3 separate regions of the Mus musculus genome follow, and all the other regions are linked to region 2. The links are chromatin loops, found by intact Hi-C in ENCODE. Cell type or tissue: left cerebral cortex. All regions are shown on one strand. Each heading gives the region's core, and the rest is flanking DNA. Links, peaks and the distances in the headings are about the cores only. Region 1 holds the start of Tpst2 (protein-tyrosine sulfotransferase 2). Region 2 holds the start of Miat (myocardial infarction associated transcript (non-protein coding)). Region 3 overlaps Tpst2 (protein-tyrosine sulfotransferase 2).

Region 1 (10,382 bases), core at 2,287-7,286, 48 kb before region 2:
GCTGGCCTCTGCTGTTTCATACCGGCTTAGGCCAGACCTGAACCTAAGGTTGTGAAGGTTCTCTGTGACTTGGGGATTGTGAGATGTTCCACAGACATCCGAGGAATGTGTGACGATGCATGTGAAGAACGCCAAGGAGGATAAAGTAGATTTAAAAGGCGCTAAGCAATAGGGATGGTTTCCAAACACAAGGAAGGCCCACGGCTGCCCTCAAAACCCTGAAGCTTTTTCTACACCAAGTCAGACTCCTGGGGCCAGTCCTGAATGTAACACTGGGGTCAGTTTGGGGGTGATAGGGATCAGGACAGCCCAAGACACCTGCCCGGAGCCTCAGGAATTCAGTTTGGAACTGTAAGTTTCCTCTACAAATGTCTGAATGCCAGTTCAATTAAAACCAGAATAGCAGCCAGGCTCAGTGACACAGGCCTGTTGTCCTAATTCCTAGGAGGCTGACGCAGGAAGACTGAAAGTTCAAAGCCAGCCTGGACTACAGAGAGAGTTCTAGGCCAGTTTAGGCAGCTTAGTAAGACCTCATCTCAAAATGAACCAGGAGTAGACCTCCGTTGTAGTTCAATGGGAGAGAGCCTGTCCAGCATGCATAGAAATCCTAGGTTCAAAGCCAGCTGGCCAACCTAGAACAGCCACATCACCAGGGAGCTAAACAAAACCCGCAGGCAGTGAATCCCTTCTCTAGCAGGAAGAACAGGCCCAGAAGGGGAAGCGCCTTGCCCAATACCACAGCCATCCGGAGGGAACTGGGGCTTGCAAGCCTCCAGGACTTCACAAGGCGAGAACCCTGTGTCTGTCCACCCTGCCATTCAGGAGGAAGTGAGATAGGCAGATACAAATGTGCACAAGAGTGGCTAATACTTGTAACCACTGAGCCCAGGGGCTCATGTGCCGGGCCTTACCAAGGGAAATGAGAGAGGAAGGTCCGTAACCGATGAGGATAGCCTTGGCCTCAAATCTGTCTCCAACCTGGCAGCTGCATGACCCTATAGTCCCGACAGCAGCAACCACTGAGGCCTCTGTGCTCTGTGCCTCCTCTGCCGTCAGGAGAACCGAGTTAAGGGCTGTAAGCATCTAGGCCAATGGCTGGCACTCAGTGGGCCTTGCACTGTTCAGCCAGGTTTGTAATCACTGAGGTTTGCAAAGGGCAAACTGGACTGCTGATGACATCATGCCCCCTCCTATCCCCAGGAGGTAGCAGCTACTTGTACTCTGCAAACTCAGCCCAGGGGTAGCAAGAAGCAGCAACAGCTCCAGGCCTGGCTTCCAAGCAGAGCCGGTGATACTAAGAGAGGTGGTGCCAGCTCTCTGACCTTGCCATCTTTCTCCCACAAGCCAGCCTAGGTCAAGAGCCTGGCAAATGAGAGCATCCACTTGGCAGCCGGGCCACCAGCTGCCATCTCTCCAGCAATAATGTCTGTTCCCCCTTGTCCTCCACTGCAATTTCTCCAGCTTGGCCCAGCCCTTCAGCTATTTCAAATGACTCATGTGCCCATAATTCCTCCTCAGCCCGCGGCTTGGGATGGGGGAGAGGGGCATCCCAGACCTCTGCGGTATGTCTGACACTGGGCAGGCAGCAAGACATGGACGGTACGGGGCAAGTACAGACTTCCTCTCAGGGGAACTTCTGCGAGGTCGCTTGGCACGTCAAAGCCACCCAAACCGTACCTGAGCTCTCGAAAGATACACTTATGAAGCCACACGACTCACAGTCTAGCTACAAATACACCCACAATGCCCTGGAGGCTTTCTGGAGCTCAAGATGCCATACTGAGCTCTGAGGATGTACGTTCATTCCCCAGCAGGGACTCGAGGCCCAGGGAGCTCCCTTGATTCCTAGACTACTTTCTTCACCAAGGAACTTGTGGAGAACGGTGGAGCTACACTAAGTGCCGGGGGCTCTGTTTCCCCAGTTCTGTCACCAGCCACAGCCAGATGACACCATGCAGGACCTGTAGGGCAATGCTGTTTTAAACCCTGCAACAGGTAACTACCAGAAGCCTGGACTGACGTTCAGAAATCGGACTCCCTTCAAGAACGTAGCTCAAGGCTATGGAAATAGTTCACTGGGTAAGAGATCATGCTAGGCTAGCCTGCGGAACAGAGACTGGGTCTCTGCATGCCTGGAAAAGGCTGGGTGTGGTGGTACACAGCTTTGATTCCAGCAGTTAGGAGGCACGTGGATATCTGTCAGATGCAGGTCAACCAAAGGCTACACAGTATGGTCTTGTTTCAAAAAGAAAAAAAAAAAAATCTGAGTTCAGCAGCGTGTGCCTGCAATCCCCGAGTTGGAGTTATAAATTAGTCCCAGAGGCTCCCTGGCCGGCCATTCTAGGCAAAATGGCAAGTTCTGGGTTAAGCAAGAGACTGTGCCTCAAAAAACAAGATGAGGCTCGACAGAGAAAGGCATCCTACATCAACTGCCGGCCTCCCCAGACCCTACACGTGCACAGACACACACACCACCCACAATAATTATAAAAGGAGTTCAGTTCTATTGGAAGCTCGATCTCCTAGCTTGCCGGAGGCTCTGGGTTCCACCCCAGCACTGAATGCAGAAGGTGTCACGATGCACACCTGTATAGCACTCAGGAAGTGGAGGCAGGAGGAACAGAGGCTAAAGGTCATCTTCAGTTCCATAGTGACGTGAAGGCCAGCCCGAGTCACAGGAGACCCTGTCTCAATACACACTTTCTCGACGGAGCTTGCACACACACACACACACATGCACACATGAACGCGCACCCCCCCCCTCACTGTGGGAAGCACAGTGACTCTCTTTTATAACCTTACCTCCCCCAGCACAGGAAGAGGGTGGGCAGGTCCAGGCCCTAACCCCAACAGGTACTGAAGCTGTCAACCACAAATCTGCTCACCACTGCTGCTTACTAGCAGGTCCCAGGAACCGCCCGGATGACATGCAGGGTACCCCTCAGAGCACTAATGAACTAGGAAATCATTTATAACAAATGCATTGAAGCCAGGAAGACGCTGATGTTTCAGAAGAAACGAAACATATTCAGAATTTATGGGAAACCTCAAGCCAGGCAAGTGGCACAAGCCTCTAATTCCAGCACTCCGGGGCTGAAACCGGAGAGTCTGGGGTTCAAGGTCAGCTTGAGGTAGATAAGACTTGGTCACAAATATCATCATAACCATCACATTCCAGAGGCAGTAAAGTGGTAAGGCACTTTGGGAGTTTGGCAGCTCCTCAATAGGTTAAACTTTAAAGGGATCCTGAAATTTAGGCAAAACTGAAAAGAGAAATACAGTGTGTGTATTCCCAGCAACAATACTAATCACAGCCATAAAGGAACATCAACCCACTGTCCATCTACAAACCAATGGACTACACACACACACACACACACACACACACAATATCCACACTAGGAAATACTATGCACATGAGGAACCATACACAGAACCACCCAGAGCAGAGAAATCCATAGACAGATAGTAGTGTAGATGAAGGTGAGCCGGGGTCTGGGGAAAGAGGTTTGGGAGTTGAGGGTTAGGGACTGCTGCTTTGGGGGATGTACAAATGTTCTAAAAGTAGACGAGGATCAGTGCGTAATGTGAGCATCCTAAAACCCACCAACCACCTAAAGTTTACTTCCAAAAGAAGATTTATATGGTTAGTGGATCAGACCTTCAGAAAAAGTGTTACAAAAAAAAAAATCCTTAGATACGGTTTTTAAAACAAGATATGGTAAATGGAATGAGCCCAAGGCGAGGCAAGGCGGGTACAGCGGTTCACAAATAACTTAACAGCTTCTTCAGGGTAACGAAACAAACCCAGTTCTGTATGTCCGGAAACAGAGGCTGGAGAAAGGGCATGTCCCCAATACTAAGCCGGAGCCTCCCAGCCCGATCTGCCCCAATGCAGAAGCTGGGCCTAACTAACCATCGGGCATCCCTGCTAGAATGAAAGAAACAAGGGGTTGGGGAGGGCAAGGAACAGTATGAACACCGGGAGCAGTGGGTACAGGGGCAGCCACCTCTGGGGGGAGGGGGGAGGGTCACACGCTCGCTCGCGCGCACAAAACCCCGCGGGAGAGTTTCTGCCCCGTCCTAGCTGTGAGTCCCAGCGCCCGGGCACGTGACCCCAGGCCTCAGTTTCCCACGTGTGAAGCAGGAAGCAAGCAAAACAGGGCAGAGCAAGAGAGGTCTACGCGTTCTTAAGAACCACCGTGGGCCGCGACCTCCGCAAGTTAACTTCCCCGCGGCGCCGCGCGGGTGGGGCTCCAGGCCACGCGCGTCCTCCCGCGGCGACCAGGCCTGTCCGCGCCGCCCACCGTCCGGACCGCGCCACGCAGCCCTGACCTGGTACTGGCCGAGGCCGCTGCCACCTACCGTGCCCAAATCGGCGCCCGCGCAGACTCCGGCTCCCTGCCGGCCGCCAGGGAGGCGCCGCGAGGGGCGGGGCCGCGTGTCGTGACGCAAGGGGCGGAGCCACTCGTGATCACGCCCCTGTCGCCTAGTGCTTGACCACGCCCCCAACGTCTATCGCTAGAGCCGCGACACTCCAGGCTTGCCCAGAGGGTTGGGGGCGGGACCCAGATAGGCCCTGCCCACACGCACGGCCTCCGCCACTCCCCCTCCCCTAGCTTCCCCTCTAGCGCCATGACGCAAGGGGTGTGGCCAAGAGAGCCCGCCCCTTCCAGCGTTGCCCCGCCCTCATCTCCTCCCCGGGGGCGGAGCCCCTGCCGTTAGAGCTTGCTGCTCTGGCTCCTTTAACTACGCAGGGCGTTCCTCCTCTGCACGGCATCCTTGAGGGCGCAGCCACAAGCTGGCGTTCAGACGCTGAGCGGGATGGCTGTCCGTCAGCGCAGGGGTGTGCACTATAGGTACAGGATTGGGTCCCAGAAAGGAGCCAGCCCAAGGTGTGCAGAGCAAAGGAGAAGGTGTAGGCTAGCCTCTCGCTGCGTCCTCTATAGCCTCTGTTTACAGCGCGCGCGCGCGCGCACGAGTTGTGGTGTGTTTTACCATTTTAAAATACATTAGATGGCTCGTTTGGTAAAGACGCTTGCAATCCCCGAAACCCGTGCAGAGATGGAAGAGTAGAACCGGCTCCACAAAGTTGTCTCCGACCTCCACACGTGTGCCTTGACACACAGTAATAAAAATAAATATTGAAAATAAAATCCTGGTGTTTGCGAGATGGCTTAGTGGGTAAGAGCGCCTGCCTCTAAGTCTGACGACATGAGTTCGATGAGGGACCCACATCATACAAGGACGTACCCCTCCCACCCAAACAAATCCTTTGACCTTCCAGGGTGTTGTGAAACCGTATACCCCAAACCTGTACAAAACTAAATGAAATTCATTTTTATACTAGTTACAACTAACACAAATATCTCTACAGGCCAGACAAAGCAAGGCACACAGATATGTGTTTGTCATTCATTCATTCATTCATTCATTCATTCATGTAGTCTATAAAACAGTGCCTGCCCTGTGGGAGATGCTGGGCTGACAAAGTCCCCGTCTTGGTGAAGCCAGTTACCAAAAATGAAACCACACAACATAGCATTTACTGAGTGCATATTTGAGATTTTTTTTTTTTTTTTGTGACTAACGACACAGCTCTGGGAGTTTTATACTATTTATGGGTGAAGAAAGATCAAAGAGCAAGGTCTGCCTGAAGGGGACTTCTGCTCCGCTGAGGGCTTTCTCTGAGCTTTATGATTCCACAAGTAAGCTGGATTCCCCTCAACAAGCCTTCCCAGCAGGGTCTGGAACTGGCCAGGCAAGAGTAGGTTCCAAAACTAGTCCAGGGAGGAAAAAATGAGGTGCTTACCTCATGACCCAAAGCACAGGCAGGGTGGCCTGTGCAACTAGTCATGAAAAGAACATTAGTCACAGCAGGGCCCGGGGGGGGGGGGGGGGCAGGATCCAGAAAGGAGGAGGTCAGCCTGGGGCCTTGCTTGAAGACAGGTAGGCAGGATGTGGTGGAAGGGGAGGATGTGGCCTGGCTCCTGTGCACTGTGGAAAGGCATCTATCTCCACAGGATCCTGCTGAAATGGAGACAGGGTCCATGTTCATCAGGGAAGAGTATGGCTAGATAAGATTTCTGTAGAGACCCCCTTGGGGTGCTTTTAGGGAGGAACAAGCAGGTAAGGGCTTTGGCTCATCCCAGGGGTGGTTAAGCATCCCAGGGTAGGCAAAGGATGCAGAGGAAGGATTCTGCTTCCACAGATGCTAGGAAGGCAGGAGAGGCAGATCTGATGGGACAGCTGGAATGAGCATGCTCTCAGTCACCCACCCAGATTAGCAAACACGCAGATCTTAATCTGTCACCTCCTGGATCGATAGGACACCCCCTGACCCCCTTGTGGATCAGCCTGGGAATCTAATGTGACTTTGAAGGCAGGTGGGTGAACCAGTCATCAATGTCCCTGGCCTGGGACCTTCTGGGATGGGCATCTCCTTCATCAGCCTTCCGGCCTGCTTCCTTAAGCAGGTTCACAAGGCATGGCGGCTTAGGGGGTCTCCAGAGCATGCTTGTCAGAAGCATGGGATAGCGATGTAGCACCAAGCACGAAATTCTAAACTCTTCCTAGCACCGACCCTCCCCTGCTCCATCCCATCTCCCAACCCCCTGCCCCAGGTTATAGTGATGCTATAAATCAATGGCTATGCCTTCTTCAGATTCTTGCTGTACCTGAAGCTATCCAGAAGAGCATTCGGGGGCTGGGGATGTGGCTGAGAGGTAGAACCAGATGGATACTCTCAGGGCCCTAGAGTCCATCCCCAGAAGCACTGAGTTTGTTCTATCTGTTTGTTTGGGTTTTTTTGTTTGTTTGTTTTTGTTTTTTCTAAATAATTTCCATTGCTTGCTCACTCTTTCCAATAGCCTTCTGAGGTTTCTTATTATCACACTCATTCTACAGATGAGGAAAACAGAGGCTCAGTCAGGAAATGTGGTTTGAGGTCTACAGCTAGCTAATGTAAATTCAGGTCTCTCTCACACACACACACACACACCCCACCCCCCCACCCCCCCAGTGCTCTGGCAGCAGCAGGCAGCAGGCAGTGGGTTCCTTCTCTGTCAAGAAGCTTGTTCGGTTACCATTTCTTTTTGGATGGTTAGGCTTCAGGAAACACCCTTTGATCTCTGGCTCAAATGACTGGCTACCATGGCAACATGGCTCCAAACAAAGTGGTCATATCTGTTTTTGTCCTCTGTGTGTGTGTGTGTGTGTGTGTGTGTGTGTCCCAGAGCAACCTGAAGTGCTATGTTCTAGAATCCTAGTGGCCTCCTTTGAGACAAGGTGTCTCATTGGCTAGAAGCTACCAGCACAGCCTACAACACCCACATTTTCACATGACTTCTAGGCACTGAACTCAAGTCTGCATGCTTCATGCAAGTGCTTTGGTGACTGGTCTGCCTCTCCAATACTTTTATTATTATTATTATTATTATTATTATTATTATTATTATTATTTTAAACAGTCTCACTATGTAGCACAGGTTGGTCTTGAACTCATGGTCATTCTGCCTCTGCTTCCCAAGGATTAGACACACACCACCATCACCAGACTCAGATGCTCACCTCTTCAGAGCCTCCCTGGACACCACAGGACCATGTCTCTCTCTTAAACTCAGTTGCTGCATGCCCTTCGGTGCCTGATGCTGTCTGGGTTGTGGTCGATGACCTTGAACACTTCTAGGGCTAGTCCTTTCTACTGGGCAAGCAGCCCAGGTACTCAAGCCTGGAAGACGTGGGTTACCCCTGTCACCATGGAAAGAGCGCTCCATCAGAGAGACACTTTGTCTTCCCAAACACTTGGATCAAAGATTCAAGATCTTGGATCTAGTCGGGGGTTAGGGGCTCAGCTGAATTGCAGTTGTAAGACCAGTGTGAGGTACAGGACTCCAGGGCTTCTGGAGAAGCTTCTAGAAAGGTGGGCCTTGTAGTCACAAGCCTCTGCTTTCCTTTAGAGTCACCCCCAAGTCATGTTTTGAGTTGTGGTTGAAACTGGGTTTCAGTTTCAAAACACATGGTGGTTTCTCATGCATCAGCTCTGAAGTTCTTCCCCAGGTGGTCAGCGCCTCACATTTCCAGGACAGGGCAGAGTCAGGACCCAGGCAGGGCAGGGCTGACAAGGTCAGCCTGTAGGCTTACTCTGCTCACCCTGGCCAAGTGAGTTTTCTTTCCTTCTGCAGTGTTTACTTTGCTTAGAGTCTTTTGTACGCTTTGTTTTTCTTAGAGATTGTCTTATATGCTTGTAAATTTGCTAGCCAAACAATAAAAAAAAATACTGACTGTTAATCCCTCCTGGGTTTTTGTGTTTGTTTGGGCAAGTGTATGTATCTAATCTCAAGGATGCTAATTTGCCCAATTTTTTTTCACCTGTCAGTACCCTGGAGAAAATACAGATATCACTGAGCTGAGAGCAACTAGGAAGGAATTTGAAAATGAATCAAGCTGCTGAATTCTAATTTTCTGTCCTTCTCTCCCTCTCTTCCCCTTCTCTCCCCCTCCCTCCCTTCCCCCTTTCTCTCTCCCCAGTCTCACGAGGCCCAGGCTGACTCCAACTCCTTATATAGCAGAAGATAACTTTGAATATACGATCCTCCTGCCTCCACTTCCCAATTGTTGTGATTATAGGCATGTGGTACCACACCCAGTATTTTCTGTGAGGGAATCAAACCCAGGGATCCAAGCAGGCCAGGCAAGCATCGACCAACTGAGATGTGCCTCTAGCATCTGTTAGTCTTTTTCTAGGACTCATGAGTAATAACCACCATCGCGTAAATAAGATCAAACTCATCCTTTTAACAACTGCGGAGCAAAATTCCGAGCGACCAACCACCCAGCAAGCCGTTGAGTCAATTCCATGGGAATCTCCTTTCTCTTTTGTATGTGCTATCCTGCTATCAGCAGGACCTTGGAGCTAAGAGAGTGTGCCAGTCAAGTCCTTAAGGCTCATGACTGTAGGGCTCTGCTTCGAGATAGCACATCTTCAATCCCTCCACTCAGGAGGTGGAGGCAGGAGGATCAAAAGTTAAAAATAATCCTTGGCTACCCAAAAAATGCAAAGCCAGCCTGGACTATAATATCAAAAGGGAAACAGATGAAAAGATCTGCACTCATACATCATAGGAGGTCGAGTGTGGAGAACTAGGGAGGAAGACAGAAATGATGGTAGGAATTCACCAGCTCAGGGTGGGGATCTCCCGGAAGCTTGCCCTTAGAATCAGATCTGGGAGATTAGTGATGAGTTGCCAAGAACCATAGCTTTAGAATCTTGGGTTTGGAGGGACAGTCATGTTACTTCGAGGGGGGAGTAAGACCCAGAAGGAAGCCATTTACAGGACACCTCCCAGGGTCCAACAGAAGCGCAGGCCAGGCCCGCAATCCTGATTCACAAACAAGCCTGTCTTCTTGCCCAAGATGTTAGCCACTTTGTCAGGTAGAAGGAGAGAATCACAGAAGAGGAAGAGGCAGGATGCAGGTACCATAGCGCTAGACTGGAATAAGGTTAGGCAACATGGTAGCTCTGCTTTGGAGCCCCAGAAAGCCCAGACGAGGTGTTAGGAGACCCCACCTTCCTTATCACTCTCATCTCCTGCCAGCTCAGCCTCTAACCTGTCCCCACTTCTGCCCACACAACCACCAAGCCACTGCCCCCATCCCAGAATGCTTTGCTGCATTTACCACGATCTCCAGGCACCCACGCCCGTACTCGTGGCACAGCAAAGCTGCCCTGCACCCCCACCCTACCCCCCGCTGCCAGGAACAGCTGTGCAAGCTGGCCACTGCACAGAGTGTCGCTTCCACATGCAGACACCACAGCCCTCCACCAGTGGTTTCAAGCAGGCAACCAGAAGGTACACCTGTTTTCTTTTAATCATCGATATCTTGGTGCCATCTGGGCCGGCAGGGCTCTGCTGTTTGCTCTGCCTAGAATATAGCTTCCCCGCGCTTCACGCTTCACGAAGCAGGCTCGGGCTCCATCACTCGAGCCTCGTCTCCTGGAAGATATCCATAGCAACACCCTTCTCACCACAAGCGTCCGGCTAACGTCAGTCAATGCTAACTACAGATAAACGAGTCAATAGTGCCTGGTAGAGATTTCCGGAACACAGGGTTCTTTGGGTAGATTTATGGGCTGAATCGATTGCTCAAAAGTAACATTCTTTTGATCTTCATTGTTTAAAACAGGAACGCAGAAGAAGAAGAAAAAAATCTCAGCTGGTTTGTGCTTTTCTCCAACACTCGCTAATGACACACTGAGTCATGTCAGGAGCAAGCAGGCTGGTGTCAGGGGAGCTGACCTGCTGCTGAGGCTTAACACTCAGTATTTGATCTCTTCATGGGGCTACTTTCTGTCTACGATGCACCAGACTGAGTTTCTTCTT
Region 2 (10,382 bases), core at 2,661-7,660:
AGTAGCATGTGTGTGGTGTATATTCAGGGCCAAGGTTACAGGGAAGCCAAGATATGTAACTGAGTGAGTGTTGTCAGAAACACACACACTGTACATTTGAACACATACACACATTAAAAATAGCTATACACACACACACACACACGCACATACACAGGAGAAGTTGTGATCTACACAAACCACACACACAGTCACCACTCAAACACACGCAATGAACATTTGCATACATACACACAAAGAAGAAGCTTAGATCTACAGATCTACATTCACACATAGAGAGACAAACACACACACAGACAAACATGCAATGCACCACATTTGAACACAATGAAGTAGCTGTGATCTACACAAACCACACACACTCTTACACACCACAATGAACACTTGCATACATACATGTAAAAAAAGAAGCTTAGATCTACATATCTACATTCACACACACACACACACACACACACACCATACTCACATACATATACACACATACAGGAGAAGAATCTGGGATCTACACAAACCACACACACACACACACGCACACACACCACATTCACACATACAAATGAGAAGTCAGGATCTACACAAACTGCATAAGCCCCACCCCCACCCCACCCCCAGTCTCAGGCATTTTGCTAAGGCAATAGAAAATGGATCACTACAAAGCACCTGGAGTTGTCTGCTTCTGTAATGACCTAACTTTGGACTTGTCTTTGCTTTTTGAGGCTAAAAGTCCTGAAACCAAGCAAGCAACCAGTATTTACTGCAGTTATCTGTGAGATTTTTGCAGTCTTGGTGTGAGGTGTCGTGTCTGGAGCTTTGTAAGCACTTTAGGACCTGGTGGCTTCACCATGCCTCCCCCCCCCCCCCCCATTGCCTTCATGGTAGCAGTGATCACGATGACTCCCATTTGTGAGTCAATTCATGTCTCTCCTGGTCTGCGGGTCCCAGTAGGCGGAGGTTTGTCTGCTGCGGCCCTCATGTGCCAGGGGGGCAAGTGCTAAGTAGAGCCACCTTCACTAAGCTCCTGGTCTTCTTGGCTCAGGATGGACACATAGTGGGGAAACTTGGCAGTGCTGGGGACAATCCACTGTCCCTGTGGGGGATGTTCTTTGTCACAGAACCCTGTGACTCCCTGCTCCTGGCTTTCTCTTGGTCTGTGCCTGGGGCCAGTAAGGAGTCTAGGCATATGGACGCTTCCTTCAGCTTATCCAAAGGGCAGTGGGTAGATACCTGACTCCCTGGACCTCACTGGCCAAGCCAGGTGTGCCCCACAGTGCCTCTTATGAAGAGGCGGGGATAGAAGACACAGGGCAGGGGAAGGGTACAGGTCTAGATTAGTGTGCCCACTTTATTCTCAAGTGCATCTTGTGGAAGTCTGATGGTGCCTCTTCCTGTTGCCCTGACAACCAGCACTCAACAGGAGTTGGCTGGGGTCATTTTCAAGAAAGGCAGACAGGGGACAATGGCTTAGTACCTTGGGCAGGGAAGGGGGTGTCTACTCATGGACCCTTGGGGCTCAAGGTAGCTGTGTCTATTAACATCTCCCAGGAGACGGGATCCGCGGGCAGCCATGGTGATGCTGCTGGTCATGTCCACTTATCATCCCTACTCAGGTGATGAGCTGAGGGGTCAGAGTTAGAGGAGTGAGGGGGTGGGAGGGATTCCCACCCTCACTACCAGGCTGTGTGCAATCCCACAGAAGCTGCGAGAACGTGCCATGTAGAGGGGTGGACAGCGCAGGATGCTACACTCCGTTTTGTTTTCAGCAAATAAACAAAAGGTGGTAAAAGATCCACAGAAGAATGAACTCATGACGGAGAATCAGGGACAGAGGTCATCCAAGCAACCCTAGACTGGCTTGGGGGTCTGCTGGACACTGGCTTCGCTCTCTTCTTAATCAGCTGGACTTTGGGTTCCCCCCTTCTTACATTAGCTTGATGTTGTGTGTGCCCCCTTACATCAGCAACATTGTGTCCGCCCCCTTCTTTCCATCATCTGGTCATTGAGCCTGCTCCCTTCTTTTGGACATTGGATCCGCCCCTTTCTTATATCACTTGAACATTGGATCCAACCCTTCTTATGTCATCTGGACATTGGGCCTGCCTCTTCTTACATCATCTGGACATTGGATCCACCCCTTTCTTACATCATTCTTACATCATTCCGTTTCCATCTCACTTAGAGTCTATCAGTGCTGAGCAATCTATGCCACATGGAGCCCACAGCCTCCCATAATGGTGTGCACTGTTGTTCTCCACCCTACTCATGTTTCCAGACACTGCTGATATTTGAAAGAACTAAGATGGGTGCAGAAGTAAGGCACCTGCCTTCAGTCTTTTCCCTAGAGAGATTTTGAAAACTGTACTGGTAGAGGATTCAAGAACATGGTAGGAGAAAGATGGCTGATAGCTCATCTTCATGGTCAGGGTCAGCTTGTTTGGATTTGGAGTCACCTGGGAGACACACCTCTGGATGTGCCTGTGACGATGTTTCCAGAAAGGTTCAACTGAGGAGGGAAGACCCACCCTGTATGTGGGCAGCTCCATCCTGTGGGCTGGGTACTGGGACTGACTAAAAAGAGGAAAGTGAGTTGAGCCCTGAGTGCCTGACTGCAGATGCAGAGTGACAAACTACCCCATATTTCTGTAGCCATACCTTTTCTACCATGCTGGACTGCACTCTCAGACCACCCAAATAAACCCTTCCTTTCTTAAGTTGGTCTTGTCCGGTCTTCCATTATAGCAAGGAGATGAGTAGCTGATATGAATGGTTTGGAATTCTCAGAGAAGAACGAGGCCACCAATGTGCTCCGTCCCAGTTCACTGCCGAGCTCTGTGACCTTTTGGCTTGTATCTTGGGCAGGTCAGGAGGGGAAGCCAAGGTCAGCTGCTCTGTTCTAGGAATCGGGACCAAGCACTTGGCTTTCTAACCAGCCTGTGTGAGAGGAGCATCCCTGACAGGGAAGTATCCGAGGCAGTGTTGGTGCTCCCAGTTATCCTGTGTTGTTGGCCTCCAGCTGGCACATTGGACATGTGAATCATCGAGAGAAGGATGTGAAGATGACAGAACCTGGAAGCATGAGTTCAAATCTCACATGGGTCCCTCACGGAGGCTGTGTGCAGCCCTCCCCGTCCCCTCCTCTCCCCCCTCCTCCTCCTCCCCACCTCTGTATGTGAGCAGTGAGGGCATGCCAGGGAGATCTCATGCTGGCAAGCTTGACCTCAACTGAGTTCCACCCCCTGGATTTACATGGTGGGAGGTGAGAGAGCCCATTCTGTTGTCCTCTGAGGCCCACTGTGGACGGCGTGCCCACCCAATCATACTAAATAAGTGTTTTAATTTATTTAAAAAAAAAAAGAAATGAAAGGTGGGTTTGTGAGATGGCTCAGTGGTTAAGAGCACTGACTGGTCTTCCAGAGGTCCTGAGTTCAAATCCCAGCGACCACATGGTGGCTCACAACCATCTGTAATGAGAAACAAATAAAAAAAAAAAAAAACCTATGGGCTGGAAAGAGCAGGGGCCGGAAGGAGCCGAGCCAGAGCAAGAGGGAGAAAGGGAAGGGGGAAAAAAGAAAAAAAAAAGTTTAACAAACAAACAAAACAAAACAAACAAAATCCCAAAAGGTGAGCTAGCTTATTGAAGAGAACAGCTTGGGGCCCAAGGGCCATCTTATGCTGGGTGCCTCTCCCCTACTTAACCCGCTGACTGGAAGAGAATAGAGAACCAGTTTGGGGAAACACCCATGCCCATACGGCCACATCTGGTCAAGGGCGTGATCCGAGCTGAAATTTAAGCTGAGGACTAGTAGGTGGAATGTTCTAGCACAGGGGTTCCTCAACTGGAAGAGGCACTGGTGGTCCCATTTCACAAGTTTTGATCCAGCGGCACTATATTGGGGCTTAGAAGATGACAATTACATCATGGTCTCAAAGGTGTGGATGGCGCTGGTCTGGAGCATCACAGAACCAAGGTTTTTAGCGACTCTTTAGCATCCCTGTAAAGCTCGTGATGGTGCCAAGGAGTGCAGGCAGAGCAGATGCCAAAATTAGAGACCTCTGCCACAGACTTGGGTTCGAATCTTGCCGCCGCCCTGACCAGGACTCTTCCTAACAGAGTTCCTCGGCAACCACGCCCCGGCCCTGAGAGCCAAGCACGGATACCGGGTCCTCTTCTGGGATTCTAGGCAGTGCTTCTCGCTTAGGCGCCAGGTCCGCGATCGCGCCTCCGACCGTCGCGCGCCTCTCCACTGGCCAGCGTTGCTATGGCAGCGCCGCAGGGGGGGGATGCTGAGGCTGAGGCTCGCAGTAGCCCCTTTGTGAGGCGCGGGAGAGATGTGCACCCCACATCTCTTTGCTTGAGTCCTGGTCCGCAAGATGGGTGCTTGTTCGTGTGCCCCACCCCACCCCCACGCCCGAGGCCGGGTGCGGCAACTCCGCCCGCCAGCCGCTCCTGCATTAAAATTTCATGGGCGCTGCAGTAAACGCGAAGACGACGCCGGTTGCGCTGGGGGGCCGTAGGGAGGGAGGCTGCGGACCAGAGCGGGGAGGAGTTTGCGAGGGGAGGCGCTTGGGAGGACTCCCCCAGTTCTGTTAAGAGCTGGGCACAAAGAGCCCTTTGCACTCCAGCCGCAGGAGCGAGGAGGAGCCGAGGTAAGCCGGGGTCGCCATTCTCACTCCCCGCCGTGCGCACCTGATCCTCGGGAGGGCAACGGGGTGGGGGTGGGGTGTCCCACAGTCCCAGGGCAATGGTGGCCCGCGCTGAGTGGGTGACGGGGCTCCAAACCCGCAATGACCAGATGTGAGGGTCCAGTGGATGGACCATGGGGATGGAAACACAGAGGATGCTCAGGGTCTGGTAGTCACGGTCTGAGGGGGAACAAAGACCCTTCCCTTCCCCCACAGCTAGATGCACATGGGCGTGGGGACTCCGGTACAACACCAACCCACAAGGTTAGCAGGTAACTCTCTGGGATAGGGACTGCGCCCAGGCATGGAGGGTGGGGTAGCGGGTGGTTTCTCTGACTCCCTTCCTCCACACGCCCAGCCCTTACCATTCCTCCACTTATGGGCCTTATCCCAGACCTGGGGCGTCCAGCGCAGCCTCAAACCCAGGGCATCTCTGCACTCTCATCGCGACGTCGCTCTGGATGCTGTTTGCATATCCTTGGGGAGTCACTGCTTTGGCACAACAGTCCTGCGAGGTGGTAAGAACCCATTTTAAAGACGAGAAAAAGGAGGTCCAGAGAGGTTTAGCGGCCTGTCCAAGGTCACTCAGCCAAAGATTTTTGAGTTTGACACGACGGACTCTGAAGCCCACATGGCATCTCTAAAACGGTGTGGGGGTGACCCTAGAACTCACTAGCTCGGTTTCTCAACCCTCCTGGGCTCTGAGACACTACTCTCTGCAGAAGCTGGGGGTTTGAGAGGGAAAGGTCTAGACCTCTTTCATCTAGGACGCGAACGAGATTATTTCTTGGACAGAGGGATTCCGGGGACCCCTGCCTCCCCACTCTCGTCCCAGTCTCCCGAGCACAGGCCTCCAGGCGTCGGGGATCGCTGGCGCTCACACCCCACTGCGGAGAGGAGTCGCGCCAGGAAAACGCCCCCACCTGCTGCAGGGAGGGGCTAAGGGATCGAGGGCAGAGAGAGAACTTGCTGGAAGCTGGAAGCCGGTTTGTTTTTCTCGGCGCCAGCGTTGCGCTGAGCTGGGCGCAGCCTTGCTGCCTCCCCAGAGCGCTCTTTCCAGGAGGCGTCTCCGGGTGTGGAGTGCGACGGGCAAGGATGAGTAACCCCACACTCCCGGGGCTCCCCTCAAGTGAGCCAATGTCCCGCCACGTGGCCCCGCGCTGCGTCAGCACATCTAGGGCGGGGCTGCACATCTGGAGGTGCTCAGAATCGCTCCTGATCCTGGAGCGGGGATTGGGGGTGGAATGGGGGTTGGGGGGAGGGTGTCCCCTGGGCCAGAGAACTGCCCCCAACCCCAGCTTCAGAAGCGGGGCAAATGGGTTCCTGGCGCTACCCCATCTGCTCCATGCTGTGAGAAAACACTGAACTCACCCTACCCTATTGAAAGAATTCTGGGTTAACAACTTTAACTTCTGCACACCCTAAATCTGTCTTTTTATATCCTTTGCGGTTGAGAATGGGTCTGAGGTCTGCCCTACGCTGACCTTGCAGAAAATTTAGCCTACCATCTTCTCACCCCATAACGGTGTGTGTGTGTGTGTGTGTGTGTGTGTGTGTGTGTGTGTGTGTTGGTGTACATTTGACATTTTCAGCGTCCCAAAGAGCTTTTCCAGTCGGTTGAAGACAATCTCTTTTAACATCCATAGAAAAATGAGTGTTGGTCAGGCATGGTCCTTGCAGTCTCAGGGTTTGGTGGTGTGAGGCAGGAGGATGGCAAGATTGAGAATAGCCTAGGCTACCAAAGTGCGTTTTAAGGCAGTCAGGGCTGTATAGTGAGGCCCTGTGTAAGAAACAAAAAGAGAGAGGGAGAAAGAGGGCAGAAGGGATGAATATAGGGAAGGAGGGAGACCATGCAAAAGCTAGGCTGGCTGCTCACCCCTGTCATCTTGAGATGACATCAACACTTGGGAAGCTGAGACAGGAGTTTTTTGTTGTTTTGTTTTGTTTTGTTTTGTTTTTTGGTAGGATCTTACTATGTTTCCAGGATGGCCTGGAACTCACAGAGTTCTGCATCTGCCTTCTAAGCACTGGGATTAAAAGAATGCTTATAATCACCCACTGTACCTGGGTAAGGATTATACATTTAAGGCCAACCTGGGCTACATCATGGCACTCTACCTCAATTTTTAAAATTTATAATTTTGGTACATTTCCCCCCCTTGAAATCCACCTTCCTAAATTTAATAAGAGCAAGAATTGTGCAGCTTTGGAAAAGACAGAAATAAGAGAAAACTAAATTTTCACAAAGCGCTAGGCTCACTGTGGTGGTAGGGCTTCACGGGAGACTTCCCTCCTGCTGCCTCCTCCGCCCCCCGCCCCATCAACCTATTCTGTGGTAGATTGCTTTCCCCTGGCCCAGCCCACACCAAAACCTCCTCAAATTTACTCATTGGAGTTGTGGTAGAGAGAGAGAGGGCTGAGAGCATAGGTCTCTGTGTCAATCCTACCTGCCATATCAAAGTCAGGCTCTTTCCAGCCTCAGTTTCTTCAGCTGTAGAGTGGGGCCATGTTCTTGGGGGTGGAGGGCTGTTGGCTGTGAACCAGGGTCAGCCACCTTATTGAGGGCAGACCCTGTAACACACTTGCTGGGCCAGCTCACTCGTGTGGTACCTGTCTTAGTCTGGCTGTGTGCCTCTGGACAGTGCTACCCTTCTGGGTGACCTTCTGCTGTTGGGACAGTACGCCTCTGGGGCACCCGGCCTTTTGTGCAGGTTCAATGGGCCGGTGAATAGCTTGCGGCTCAGGCCTCTGTTCCCAGGGGACCCTCACCCCCGCTTTTGAGGCCTGGCTCATTTGTCCCTCTGAGAAACAATAGTCAGGGTTCTGAGGCACCAGCTGGCTGAGGGTGACATCTGTCTCTCATTCTTTTCTGCACTGATGGGGCAGGTGTCCCCTCTTCCTCTTGGTGCCAGGTGGCCCCTCTGGAGGAGCCAAGGGGAATGAGAGTTTTGACCATGTGTCCCTGAGGCATAGGAGACAATAAAAACAAACCCCAGCTTATCCCGGTGTAAGGAAGATAAATTGTGCAAAGCTGGGAGCTGGGTGGAGGAGTTCACAGTCATCCTAGCAAGTTCTAGGCCAGTCTGGGCTACACGGGATCCTTTCTCTCTCTCTCTCTCTCTCTCTCTCTCTCTCTCTCTCTCTCTCTCTCTCTCCCTCTAAGAGGGAAAAAAGAAAAAAAAAAACCTTGCACTTAGATATCAATGGGGCGAGAAAATAGAGACAAAGGTCACATCCATCAATTTAGACCGTAGTCAGGTTTCAAACCTGGATCTAACCTGTTCCTCTGAGTGACACGCTGCCACCTGTCCCTTAAAGTGCCACCTGTCCCTTAAAAGGGACTTAACGAGTCGTTTGGGGGCTATGAATGCAGCTGCAGTAAGCTGACCCTGACGCACGTTAAATGTTCGGATGTCTGCAGCGTCTGTGGGTCTTTCTCATCCCCCTTCTGTATCCAGAGCCCCAGTTTCCTCTATAGAATGGGGACCACAACCCAGATGGTTTTAGCTGGCTTCCCTTCTCCTGCCTTTTGCTTTTCTCTGGCCCCAATGTGTCCTCTTCTGTGCTCTGTCTCCTGCCCGAGTGCTCAAGTGCCCTGCCGATCTTGACACTTGCATTCCTGGGGGTTCTGGAGCTCTGAGCACCAGAGCCTCCTGAAACAGTTTGTGCCAGCGGCTCTTGTCTGCCTCCGAGACGTGAGCAGAGATTTTATCCCCAGGTCGGGCAGAAAGAGCAACTCCAGGGACCTCAAGAGGAGCCCTCCGCCATCTCCCTGGCAGCTCTTCACTGTTACAAGAATGGAATCATGTGATTTCTTGGGCGGTGTGAGTGTGCTGTATAGTCAACCACCACACCACCTAGTCGATGGTATGAGTGTTGATGGCCTGTCCTGTCACCTCACGTAACACTCATAGTGAAAACAATGCCACACTCATTCCATGGACAGGGGACTGAGGCTCAGCTCAGCACTTGGGAGACTGAGAAAGGACCACCTCAAGTTTGAGGGGAGTCTGAGTTAGAGGCCAGCTTGGGCTACACAGTAGGACCCTGTCTCAAAAAAGAAAGACAAATCCAAGGTGCAAAGTCATGATGGGTTTCTCTGGGCTCCGTGCCTGTGCCCTTCTCAGGGCTCTCTGAGGAGCTCTGTTGTGGTGATGCCAAGGTTTGGCTGGTCCTGGATACCCACCTTTCATTCCTGTCTTTCTCTCTGTGATAGCTGGAATTCCGTCTGTTCTCATCACACGGACATGGCTGATCTGTCTCAGTGGTACCTGGGGGCAAAGCAGGGAGCCGGGCGGTGGAGGCCAACATTGTTACCAAGTTGGCTCTGTCTCAACACAGGGACTGAGCCTTCTGAGCCTCAAGGTAGGAGAGATCTATGTCTCATGGGTGTTAGTCTTTTGCCCAAGTTTCCAAAGGGGCTCCTGGTCTTGGCTTTTGGGGGGTGGGGCAGAGCCACCAGCCAGGTCCACAGTCCTCACAGCTTCTGACCATGAGCTTCCTAGCTCTGGTCTTTTCATCATGCATACATATTTTTTGTAGAAAACAATCCCCACAGATGTGTGATTAGCTTGTTTTTTAAATTAGGGTACAAAATAATGTGCTTGGCACAGGTAGAGTGTTCACCGAGCATTCAGAAAGCCTGGGGTTTTAAGCCCCAGCACAACAGGAGCCGGATGTGGTACCTCCAGCCTGCAATCCCAGAAGTTCAAAGTTAACCCTGGCTACATTGTGAGCTTGAAGCCAGCCCAGGCTATTTGAGGCTCTGTCTCAAAACAAGCAAGCAATAGACAAACAGTAAGAAGTCAAAAACCAGGGGCTAGAGGGATGGCTCAGTGATTCAGAGCACCGGCTGCTTTTGCAGAGGATCTGGGTTTGATTTGTAGCACCCAGATGGTGGCTTGCCACTGTCTCTAACTTCATTTTCAGGAGATCTGACCCTCCCTCCCTCTTCTGACCTTCTTAGACACTGAACACACAGGGTACACAGACATACATGCAGGCAAAACACTCATACTCATAAACGTGTTTAAAAGTTTAAAAACAACCCAAAAGCAAAAGAAATGCCTGAGTGTCTCTTGCCTATGGGTCCCCTCCTAGGCTCAGCCTTCAGATGGCCAGTGGCTGTGACCCCGCTGTAGATCAGGAGTGTGCCCCTTGGTCCTGCTCTTTCTCAGTAACCCAGCCCTTTCTTGTACAGCTTAAACACAGTGCCACACTCCTGTTTCAAGGGTACAGCCCAGAGATTTTGATTACAGTCACCAGGCCCTGCAGTTCTGTTTAATGACATTGTTGCATGTCAATTGCTCCCATGAGATTGCCCAAGCCTGGGAATCCATTCCTATTCCACACCAAGCCAAGGTGACCCATAAGATACTTTGTATTACTCCTCATTGTCCTTTTCTGGACATTTTGTATAAACTTTGGCCACACCCACTACTCATCTTCTTAGGGGAGAGAGAGAGAGAGAGAGAGAGAGAGAGAGAGAGAGAGAGAGAGAATAGCAATCTCACCATTCAATCCAGGCTGGCCTTGAACTCATGACCCTCCTGTCTCAACCTCCCTAAAGCTGGGATTCCAGAAGTGCACCACCACACCCAGTTCTGGGTCTGGCTTTTCTTAGCACGGCCTGTGTGGTTTGTCCAGGGTCTGTCAATCACCAGATCCTTTTTACAGCCCAGTTGATGCCACTGTGTGGT
Region 3 (10,382 bases), core at 2,580-7,579, 92 kb before region 2:
ACACACTAGAGATATCTAGGAAAAGGACTCGGTGCTTCCATCGGATGGCCTGTAGGCAAGACTGGTGTCGTTTGCTTGATTCATGATTGATGTGGGACGGCCCAGCCCATTGTGGGTGGGGCCTCCCCCTGTGGTCCTGGGTGCTGTAAGCACAGGGAGCAAGCCAATAAGCAGCGTTCCCTCCGTGGCTTCTACTTCAGTTCTTTTTAAAAATGTCTTTGGACTGTAATCTGTAAAGCAAATAAATCAGTTTCCTTCCCAAATTGCTCTTGGGTATGGTCTTTACAATACAGCAATAAAACCTAACCAAAAAACATGCAGGAGGATTTGTTAGTGAGGCTCTTGGGGAGTCCGTCAGAGCCAATGTGATACTGTGGGATCAGGGTCCCTTCTTGGGGTTTTATGGTCACGTGAATGAAAGCATCTAAGAACTGATACAGAGAGCTGAGGGCGGGCAGTGGGGCCAGGGTTGGGGGTGGGGGCGGGAACGGCAGGCAAGTTGTAACTCATAGCTGCCGGGAGGAGAACGAAGAAGGGAAGAGGCATGGTGGTGTGGGAGAGCCAGTGTGGAGGTCGGCCACGAGCAGGCAGGGGGCCTTCAGCGCATGAGCAAGGGATCCCAGTACAGGAAAGTTGAAAGCATACTTGTGTTGGGAAAGAATATCCCTGCGTGTGAACCAAGTGAAAGTAAACCAGGAAGGCAGTGACCCCAAGTTGGCAGACAAGCACACGCAAGCTGCAAGGGTACTTCCGTTCCGTTCCATTCCATTCTGACACACGTGCTATCGTGCTATCAGGTGACTCATCCCGTTGGTAGGAGCTCAGCGTCATTCTGATGGGATTGGCACATCATAAACCACACCAAGAGGAAGCTTATGACCAGCAAGTATCAAAAAATGCCTGGTATTTGGGGTTTGACATAAACTACAAGAGTGTCCCAAGATGGGGCTGGGAGCACGGACTATGGAATACTGGACCTTGGGCAAGCTAGCCATCTTTGATCAAAACAAAACAAACAAACAAACAAACAAACAAAAACTTCTCACACTTAGGCTGTGACCAGAATCCAAGTGGAAAAGACTAGAAAGGAAAAGAAAGCAGGTGACACACACCTTTAATCTCAGCACTGGGGGAGGCAGAGGTGGTTGGATCTCAGTGAAACCTGGCCCAGATTTCCAGGACATCCAGGGGTAAGTAATGAGACCTTGTTGAGAGAGAGGGAGAGGGAGAAGGAGGAGAGGAGGAGGAAGAGGAGGAGGAGAACAACAACAAAAAGGAATAGTTATACCCTTCTGCGTCAGAACTCTGGATGTTCTGGGAATGTACATTAGTTTAAGGTGAGCACCTTTAAGCAGTTCCTTGATTTGCCCCCACTAGGCTAACCCTTAAGGGAGGAGACAAAAGCATGGGCCCCACTTAGAGCAGTGGTTCTCAGCTCATGTCATGATCCCTTTGGCAAGCCTCTTATCTCCAAAAATGTTTACATTACGATTTGTAGCAGTAGCAAAATTGCAGTGAGGAAGTAGCAATAAAAACAATTTTATGGTTGGGTGTCACCACAACATGAGGAACTGTATTAAAGGGTCGCAGCCTTAGGAAGGTTGAGAACCATGGCCCTAGAGGCATCTCTAATGAGTCTGTCTGTGGTTGAGAGAAATCTGGACAGGAACTTCAGGCAGGAACCATAGAGGAATGCTGCTTATTGAATGCTCTGGCTCATTCAAAGGCTCGTGTTTATACAGCCCAGAAACATCTGCCATGGTACGGGGTCCTCCTGCATCCAGTAATGCTACAATCAAACAAATGAGGCTTATCCTAAGTACTGCCATTTTGTTTTCAGACTCCATTTTGGTCCCAAGGTGAAATGAAGTTCAGATTCCCAGACTCTAAGGGGAACTCTCCCTTTGGCTAGCCAATTTCCTCATTCTTTTTCCATACCACCAAGCATAATGATTTGTCCCTAACCATGAACAAATGGTTCTGACTGTCACTTGGCACAGATGTTTGTGGACCTTGGGCTTTAAAACTCCGTAACATTCTGGCATGAGGACGCAGTTCAGCTCCCGAGTCTGTTCTGAGTCTGTTCTGTGGCCCTGACTGACCAGTAGCAGCCGGAGTACAAGATTTATTAAGACGGATGTTTGAAGATGCAGCCAGCTCCCAAGTCTGTGCTGTTGTCCCTGATGGGTCAATTTTTGCTCCCTAAGTAAAATAAAGATCTTGCTTTGCTGGAGTCTTTTGACGTCTTGGATTTCTTTTGGATTTTCAGATGCCAACAGTAACAATCAAGACCATTCTGAATAGGTATGCCCACAGGCCAGTCTGATCTGGATAATTCATCAAAACTTCCCTTTCACATGACTATGTCAACTTAGCAACTAAAGCCAACTAGGATATTTAGAACTGGCTGGTAGATTCATTCATTCATTCATTCATTCATTCATTCACTAATCCTTTTAAAATGTACTGAGTTCCTAGAAGCTGGACCCAAACAGTATACTAAGCAACATGGTTGAAGGGTTTGCAGGGAACATTAAGAGGGACACCAAAACAGATCGCTTGTTAGTAACAAGTTCATTAGAAAAGCTAATGGACAGACAGAGAGTAGCATGGTAGAGGCTCTGAGGAGAGTTCAGGGTTCCAGTACCAGAGGCAGACAGTAAGGCAAAGGTTTCCTGTAGAGGACTCAGAACCCACATGGGAGAAATAGGGATCTGTCTTTATACTTTTTTGAGGATGCAGAGATTTCAGAGACATGAGCCTGGCTATCCTCAAATCCCAAGGCTAGTGTATTGGGATATAATATATATATTATAGATATGGAATTAATTGGGATGACTTACAGGCTGCAGTCCAACTAACCCAACATCGTTGGGCAGCTGTGAATGGAAAGAGTCTAGTAGCTGCTCAGTACCACAAGGCTGAGTGTCTCAGCTGGTCTGCTCTATACGCTGGAATCCTGAAGAAGTAGGGAGTCCAATGGATGTGTGGGCAAAGGGAGTGTAAGCAGACAAAGAATGAATTCTCCTTCCTCCATTGTCCTTTTATAGGCCTCCAGCAGAAGGTGTGGCCCAGACTGAAGGTGTGTGCTGATCCCGAATAAGAGCGTGTGTCATCCCACCTCAAGATCTGCATCAAAAGCATGGTCTTCCAGTCTCAAGATCCAGATGGAAGGCATGTTGTCTTCCTGCCTCAAGATGGGGATCACAGGTGTTCCCCCCCCCCCGATTTCTGGATTGTAGTTCATTCTAGACACAGTCAAGTTGACAACCGAGAAAAGCCATAGCCATCACAGCTAGTTTTTTCCTTCCTTCCCTCCTTCCTTCCTTCCTTCCTTCCTTCCTTCCTTCCTTCCTTCCTTCCTTCCTTCCTCCCTCCCTCCCTCCCTCCCTCCCTCCCTCCTCCCTCCCTCCTCCCTCCTTCCTTTCTTCTTTCTTCTTTCTTTCTTTCTTTCTTTCTTTCTTTCTTTCTTTCTTTCTTTCTGAGAAGTGACAGGAGATTGGATGGATATGAGACCCTGGAACTTAAGCCAGCGACTTCACTCTACATGGAAGGCCCCCAACCTCAAAGGTTGTTGCTATGCCCTTTTCTCATCAAGGTTTCTCAGTTCAAGGTCGGATGGAAGCGTCACATGCCTTTAATCCCAGCACTTGGCAGGCAAAGGCAAGAGGATCTCTGAGCTTGAGACCAGCCTGGTCTACAGAGTGAGTTTCAGGACAGCTAGGGTTTCACAGCCTGTTGCCTAAAACGCTGTCTGGAACCAACCCCTGCCCAAAGATGTCTCAGTTCGAATGCTAGCCTTGGAACTTAGGGACATCCAGACCTGTGTCTAGATTCCCAGGGAGGTACTCACACTTGTAGCTGTCTCAGATGGGGGTTATAAACAACAAGGCTCATCAGGAGTATGACAGGGCCCTCAGACACTCATGGTTCATCCCTCCCGCCCCCATCCATGGAAGAGGGCAAATGTTTGCAGTGTGCAGCAAGTTGAAGAACAGAACCAGGCCTGAACCCAGCAATGCAGGAGATCAGCTTCAAGATATCCACTTTCTTCTCTAAGATAACACAGAGTGCTTCCATTGCCACCCCACTACCCATGCTCCTGACCACTCCCCGTGCAGTTTCTGCATCCACTCAAAAGATGGTGTTGGGTGTGGGGAGCCTGGCTCAGTTACAACTTTAAATAGGCTGGTACCATAGAAACAATCCTTAGGTGGCAATTTTAAGGCTGATATATTTAAAGTCTAGCACATGTACTTTTTCTTAGGACAGTGGTGACATTATGCCGTGGCACAGGTCCCGTTCCTATTCTGAAGTCTGTTACAAAAATAGACACGATGTACTGAACTTGGCAGGATTGGAAACCCAGATGGGCTGAGATCAGCAAACCTGTTTTCCCTTAAAATGCTCTGCGCACGGTTTGTCTCTCAGGAGGCCCTGTGCTATAGAGAGCTGGCTTGCCTGATGAGATCTTCAAAGCCAGGACTCTCAGAGGCACCCGTGGTGTGGGGGAGGGGCTGGAGACACAGCTCAGCACTTACAGCAGCACTTATTTCTCTTGCCCAGGACCTGGGTTCGGTTCCCAGCACCCACACAGTGGCTTACAACTGTCTGGAAGTCCAGTTCCAGAGGCAGCTCCACTGCCCTCTTCTGCCTCCCTGAGCACCAGGTATGCGTGTGGGTCCGCAGACATGCATGTGGGCAAAACAGCCATGCATATAAAAATAAAAATATTTAGAAAAAAAACCTTAAAGCACACAGGTGTGCTGGGGAAGTAGCTGGATAGGTAAAAGTTTGCCTCAAAGCCTGAGGACCTAAGCCAGGTGTGGTGGTGCTCACTTTAAGTCCCAGCGATTGGGAGACAGGCAGGCAGATCTCTGAGTTGGAAGCCAGCCTGGTCTACAGAGTGGGGTGAAGGCAGGCACATTTAATCTCAGCCCTGGGTAGGCAGAGACAGCTGAGTCCCTCAGGCTTGCTTACCAGCCGATCTAGCCTCCTGGGCCAGTTCCAGGCCAACAAGAACTAGTTCAACAACTAGTGGGCAGTACCAAAGGAACGACCTGCAGTCTCTGCCTAGTCAGTGCATTTCTTATGATGAGCGTGTCTGAGGGGTTGCCCCGTGTCTGTCTGCCTGCCCCTCTATAAGTGACTCTCCCCTCCCCACTCTGTGTTTTCTTCTATCTCTTCACGGAGGGAGGACTTCAGGTAAACTGAAGCAGAAGACTGCAGGCTCATTTTGAGAAATTGCCAGGGCTGGAGAGATGGCTCAGTGGTTAAGAGCACTGACTCCTCTTCCAGAGGTCCTGAGTTCGATTCCCAGTGACCACATGGTGGCTCACAACCATCTTGTAATGGGATCTAATGCCCTCTGCTGAAACATCTGTTCAGGGAAGCCTGGACACTATGGGAAGCCTGGTTATCTTAGACCGCCATGTGGTAAGGAAGCTCGGCTATGAGTGTAGAGACCACCTACTAGGTATTCAGGAAGCCTCCGGGCACTCTGGCTAGGAATGAGGAAACTTCTGGAAGGCAAGACTGTCAGTGTCTGCCACGGAGCTTTACTCAAAACCAAAGGTGCCACAAAGATAGCTCTCTGCACACAGCCCAGCGGGAGGCACGGGGAAGATCTGAGTGTTTTCTGCTGCCAAGCCATGAGCCTCCTGTGCCCCTAGGAGTGTCCATCCTTGGAGACAGGGGCTCCGTTTTGGATACATATAGGAAGGGGTTTTTGATGTTGTCTCCTGGCTGGCTGGCTTAGAGCTAAGGTTTGGCATCAATTCACAGAGATCCCCTGCCTCTGCCTCCTGAGTGCTGGGATCAAAGATGTGAGCCACTGCCCCCAGGTGGAAGAGGCCGTGGTGGTTTATTCATGCTCAGCCCAGGGAGTGGCACTATTAGAAGGTGTAGCTCTGTTGGAGTAGGTGTGGCCCTGTTGGAGTAGATGTGGCCTTGTTGGAGTGGGTGTGGCCTTGTTGGAGGAGTGGTCCTGTTGGAGTAGGTGTGGCCTTTCTGGAGTAGGTGTGTCACACTGTGGACATGGGTTTTAAGATCCTCACCCTAGTTGCCTGGAAGCCAGTCTTCTGCTAGCCGCCTTCAGATGAAGATGTAGAACTCTCAGCTCCTCCTGCACCATGCCTGCATGGATGCTGCCATGTTCCTGCCTTGATGATAATGGACTGAACCTCTGAACCTGTAAGCCAGCCCCAATTAAATGTTCTTTATAAGACTTGCCATGGTCATGGTCTCTGTTCACAGCAGTAAAACCCTAACCAAGACAGACGGGTTAGTATTGTGTGTTATATGGTGTGTGTGTGTGTGTGTGTGTGTGTGTGTGTGTGATGCATGCACAGATGTGTGGGTGCAAATGACCATGTACTCCGGAAGGCTCCTGGAGAGCTGCTGGTCAGTCCACAATGGAAGCCCAGGCTCCGGTTCTGATGTCAGTTAACATGGCGGTGACGGGGAGGCCATGAGAGCATGCGTACTCTCCATATTATTGCCTTGAGGTAAGTTCTCATTGAACCTGAAGTTCACTCTGTCAGTGGGACTGGCTAGCCACCAAGTTCTCAAGATCCACGTGTCACTGTGACCAGCACAAGGACTGCCACCACCTCAGGGTTGGGACTACAGGCACATACATCCATGCCCAGATTTGTGAGGGCCAGGGATTCAAACTCAGGTCCTGGAGATTACAGAGTGGGCTTCTTACTCATTGTCAGGGTTCTCTAGAGGAGTGGAGCCAACAGGATGAATAGATACAGCAAAAGAACTTACTTACTAAGTCAGCTTATGTTACAATAATAACAACCACCGTCTCACACTTGAGACCGGACAACCCGGCAGTCGCCCAGTCCCTGAGCCGGTACCTACCTCCGCCATCTCATCTGCTTCCAATACTCCGGAAGGCTCCTGGAGAGCTGCTGGTCAGTCCACAATGGAAGCCCAGGCTCCGGTTCTGATGTCAGTTAACATGGCGGTGACGGGGAGGCCATGAGAGCAGAAGGCAGATGATTTTCATTTCCTTATCTCTCTTCATTGAGACGTGGATCTTGAGAACTTGGTGGCTGCCGGAGGGTGCCATCCACAATTAAGATTGGTCCTCCCATGTCAACCAAGGCAACCAGGACAGTTCTGCAGGGGAGACTCGATACTCTAGTTTGGGGCAAGTTAAAATTAACCATTGGATCTCCCTAGTCATCTGTGCAGTAGCCCAGGAAGGCTTGGTGTGTATGCTAGGGGCAGGACCTGATGCATACTAGGTAAGTACTATCACTGAGCCCCAAGAATCAAGAATATCAGCTCAAGAATGAATATATATAAACACACACACACACATTAAACTTGAGATTGGAGTCCCACTATGTAGTCCAGGCTGGTCTCAAATTCAGAGATCCATCTGTCTCTGCCCCCTTGCGTGCTGGGATTAAAGTCATGAATCAACAGTCCAGGTTTGTCTTGCCTTTTCAGACAGAATCTCACCATGTAGCCAAGGCTGGCCTTGAACTTGTGATCTTCCTGCCTAATACCCTCTGAGTATTAGGACTGCAGATGTGTGTCATACCCAGCTTTGAGAATTTTGTTTAACTTTTAAATTTATTCTCTCTCTCCCTTCCTCCCTCTCCCTCCACCCTCTGTGCTGTATTCATTCATGTACGTGCATGCACTAGTGTGTGTATATGTGTGTGTGTGTGTGTGTGTGTGTGTGTGTGTGTGTGAGAGAGAGAGAGAGAGAGAGAGAGAGAGAGGTCAACTTGAAGGAGTTAGCTGGTTCTCCTCTTCCACCAAGTGGGTTCCTGGGATGAACATCACCCTGCTGTGTGGCAAGTGTCTCTTGTGAGGTGCTGGTCTCCAAGCCAAAGTGCAGCCATCTGCAAGAGAGCAGCTGTGTATGCTCACACGATCACCATACCCGGGCTTGTTGACCGTGGACTTTCCCTCAGAGTGGGAAGTCACTGGGCCCCTCCCAAGCATTGTCTGAGATCTTGTCCTAACTGTACTTGGCCCAGGGCCCCAAGGAGGGGCTGGATAAAGGCAGGAAAGACTAAGGGAAGCTTACTATCCATACGTGTGAGGACTTCCCACTGTCTGCTCCGAGGCACTCACACTGCTGCCAGTAGCCCCTCCCCCATGCTTCTTATGTTTTGGTTCCCAGGGTGCACTGTGGTGGGATCCTGGTTTGTCAGGATGGGGGGGGGCACTGTTCACACCTCCCCCAGGAAGGAATCTTACCCACAGACCCCCTCTCACTAGCTTTCAAAAACGGAAATTACTAAGCTCTCCAGAGGAGCTGACGGCACAGGCTGTCAACAATAACAGTAGCAGTTGATTAAAAACTCTGTAACCACGGGCAGGTGCCCAGCCACTGCTGTGACCCCTCCTGTGACTGGATGTCAGGCGCACGGGTGTGAACCTTGAGGAGGATGCATGGAAGCTCTTTTACTTCTAACGTGTGTGGAGATCAGAGCACAGCAGGGTAGAGTCTTCTTTCAACTTTTCATGGATCCCAGGGATCAAACCCTCCCTGGCCTTTGTACTTTGAATCTCCTCTCCATGACTTAACAATGCTTCATATAGTAGAACATTGTGGAAAACATACTCTCGTGTATGAAGGATGAGTTTGGAACCTCTGCACCCATGTAAAGCCATGTGTGGCTGTGTGTATCCCACACATGCCAGAGCCCACAAACCCATACACAGAATTAAACATTAAAAAGATATAAACTTTTCAAGACAGGGTTTCAGATTGTCTAGCCTGGCTTTCAATATGGTACACCGTGCTTGGCTCACCTGACCAGAAGCAGGCCGAGCAGTCAACAGTTTTCTTAGGTATTAGTCACACTTGGCTGATCCTGTAAATGCCCAACAGAGGCTGCAGGGGCAGGCTTCATGGATGTGTATGCAAATATACATGAAAGCCAGGAATGCCTGGTATCAGCAGGGCAGGGGTCATGTGAAAGGAGGCACGCCAGGCTAACTGTGGATGTCACTGAACGAACAGAAAAATCTCAGAAGCCACAGGCAAAGGTGCTTGCTGCCGAGTCTGACTACCTGAATTCAGTCCCTGGCTCTGCACGTGGTGAAGACTCCCACAAGCTGTCTTCTGATCTCTACACATAGTATGTAGTACATGTGTGCCAACACACCTCAGAGGCCTGGCTACCTCTCACTAGTTGGAAGAAGAGTCAGACGCTGTGACACAGGAACATCGGCCCTGTCACCCTTGATCGTTGTTAGTAATTGCCTGAGGTTGAGTGTAGAGGCACCTGGGAGATCGCCTGACCAGAGCTCTGGATGTCTGCAGGGACTTTTTCAGACACACTCAGGCGAGCTATAAAATAGAGACTAGCCCTGCATGTGGGCAGCAGCATCCCACAGCTGGGGGTCAGACTCAAGAGGAAGGGCGACCAGTTGAGCCCTGGGACTCCCTTTCTAGCTTCACTGCCCACTGTGACTTGAAGTCTGTTGCATGCGTCCTGCCACGATGGGAACTATGGGCCAACATAAATCTGCCGTTGCTTATGTCAGGCATGGGAGCAACACAAAATCAGTCTGCCTCTAAAATCTATACCCCAAGGACTCTGCAAGCCATGGCCTCCCTAAGCCTCATGGCTGCTCCCAGGAAGCCAGGCAAAGCTTCTGAGCTCTTATGAAGTTGTTCTTGGCCCAGCTGGTTACAGAGCATCTAGAGACCACCCAGCAGGCCCGGGACTAAAAGAAAATGGGTCTTTGGCATTTCCAGAGAGATCGTCTGGTACATTTTCCCTCAGAGAAGTGTCTACAAGGTCTGCAAGAAAAACCATGTAAGAAGGGAGCCCCAGGCCAAACCCTTCAGAGGGCAGAGCCAGCCTCAGGCCACATGCTTCGAGGGGCTGGTGGATATGATCTGTCAAGTCGGCTTGCTTCATCTTCAAAGAAAGCCGGCTGTCTGACCCCGCTCGTCCTTGTTGTCATTCATCCTCATGGAGAGAATTACCCACATGCACACAAACTTTACCCCCTCAGTGATCCTTCGGGACTCTGCCTGTGAGCCTCGCTTTTTCCTTTACTGTGGGGATGACGGGAGCCCAGCGGTGGCTGCAGGAGTGGCGTCGCCATGTTCTACAGTGCCACCAGTTCCCACTTGTGAGGAAGAGAAGAAAGCTACTCACTCGTGTGAAGTAAGGCACAGACAGCAGCCTGTCTACTTTATTCAAATAATTAATTTCTTTTCTCTGTGAAACTGAGTAGGACTAGAGCAAGGAGAGCCCATATATTAAACTCTTAAATAGATCCTTTGAGTTCAACGTCCAGTCAAGGAGAGGCACGGGTCTCCGGTCTTGTCCCAGGAGATGAGGTCACCAAGGGGTCTGTCCGTTAGGGAAGATAGCAAATTCAATTCTTTA

The links. Hi-C counts contacts between places; a loop is a spot of excess contacts. Peaks named below come from ENCODE experiments on the same cell type or tissue, not always from the same donor. Only the 100,000 strongest peaks of a DNase experiment are listed, where the experiment ranks them.
Region 1: it touches region 2 in a loop (2.4-fold over the local background); 2 of 42 quality-filtered maps call a loop at or near these places.
Region 3: a loop joins it to region 2, with 6 times the contacts of the local background. A loop is called at or near these places in 6 of 42 quality-filtered maps.

Annotation. Positions count from the first base shown.
Region 1 is chr5:112,270,755-112,281,136 of GRCm38, reverse strand. It overlaps Tpst2 (protein-tyrosine sulfotransferase 2), which reads right to left and starts at 4,392. Exons shown (of 7, transcript NM_009419.5): 1 at 4,366-4,392. It overlaps Gm46941 (a long non-coding RNA gene), which reads left to right and starts at 9,685. Exons shown (of 2, transcript XR_001785046.1): 1 at 9,685-9,851; 2 at 10,186-10,382. In left cerebral cortex, for the core only: a CTCF peak has its summit at 4,366; DNase peaks (open chromatin) are centred at 3,883 and 4,594; H3K4me3 peaks cover 2,148 bases; H3K27ac peaks cover 1,484 bases.
Region 2 is chr5:112,222,874-112,233,255 of GRCm38, reverse strand. It overlaps Miat (myocardial infarction associated transcript (non-protein coding)), which reads left to right and starts at 4,308. Exons shown (of 7, transcript NR_033657.1): 1 at 4,308-4,647; 2 at 4,900-4,955; 3 at 5,042-5,201; 4 at 8,900-9,048. In left cerebral cortex, for the core only: no CTCF peak of the experiment used is centred there; DNase peaks (open chromatin) are centred at 4,404, 5,181, 5,321 and 5,654; H3K4me3 peaks cover 3,525 bases; H3K27ac peaks cover 2,361 bases.
Region 3 is chr5:112,315,128-112,325,509 of GRCm38, reverse strand. Tpst2 (protein-tyrosine sulfotransferase 2) reads right to left here. Exons shown (of 7, transcript NM_009419.5): 7 at 10,154-10,382. Among named protein-coding and RNA genes, the nearest start is that of Tfip11, 6.0 kb to the left of the region's middle. In left cerebral cortex, for the core only: no CTCF peak of the experiment used is centred there; DNase peaks (open chromatin) are centred at 3,026, 4,322 and 4,938; H3K27ac peaks cover 2,130 bases.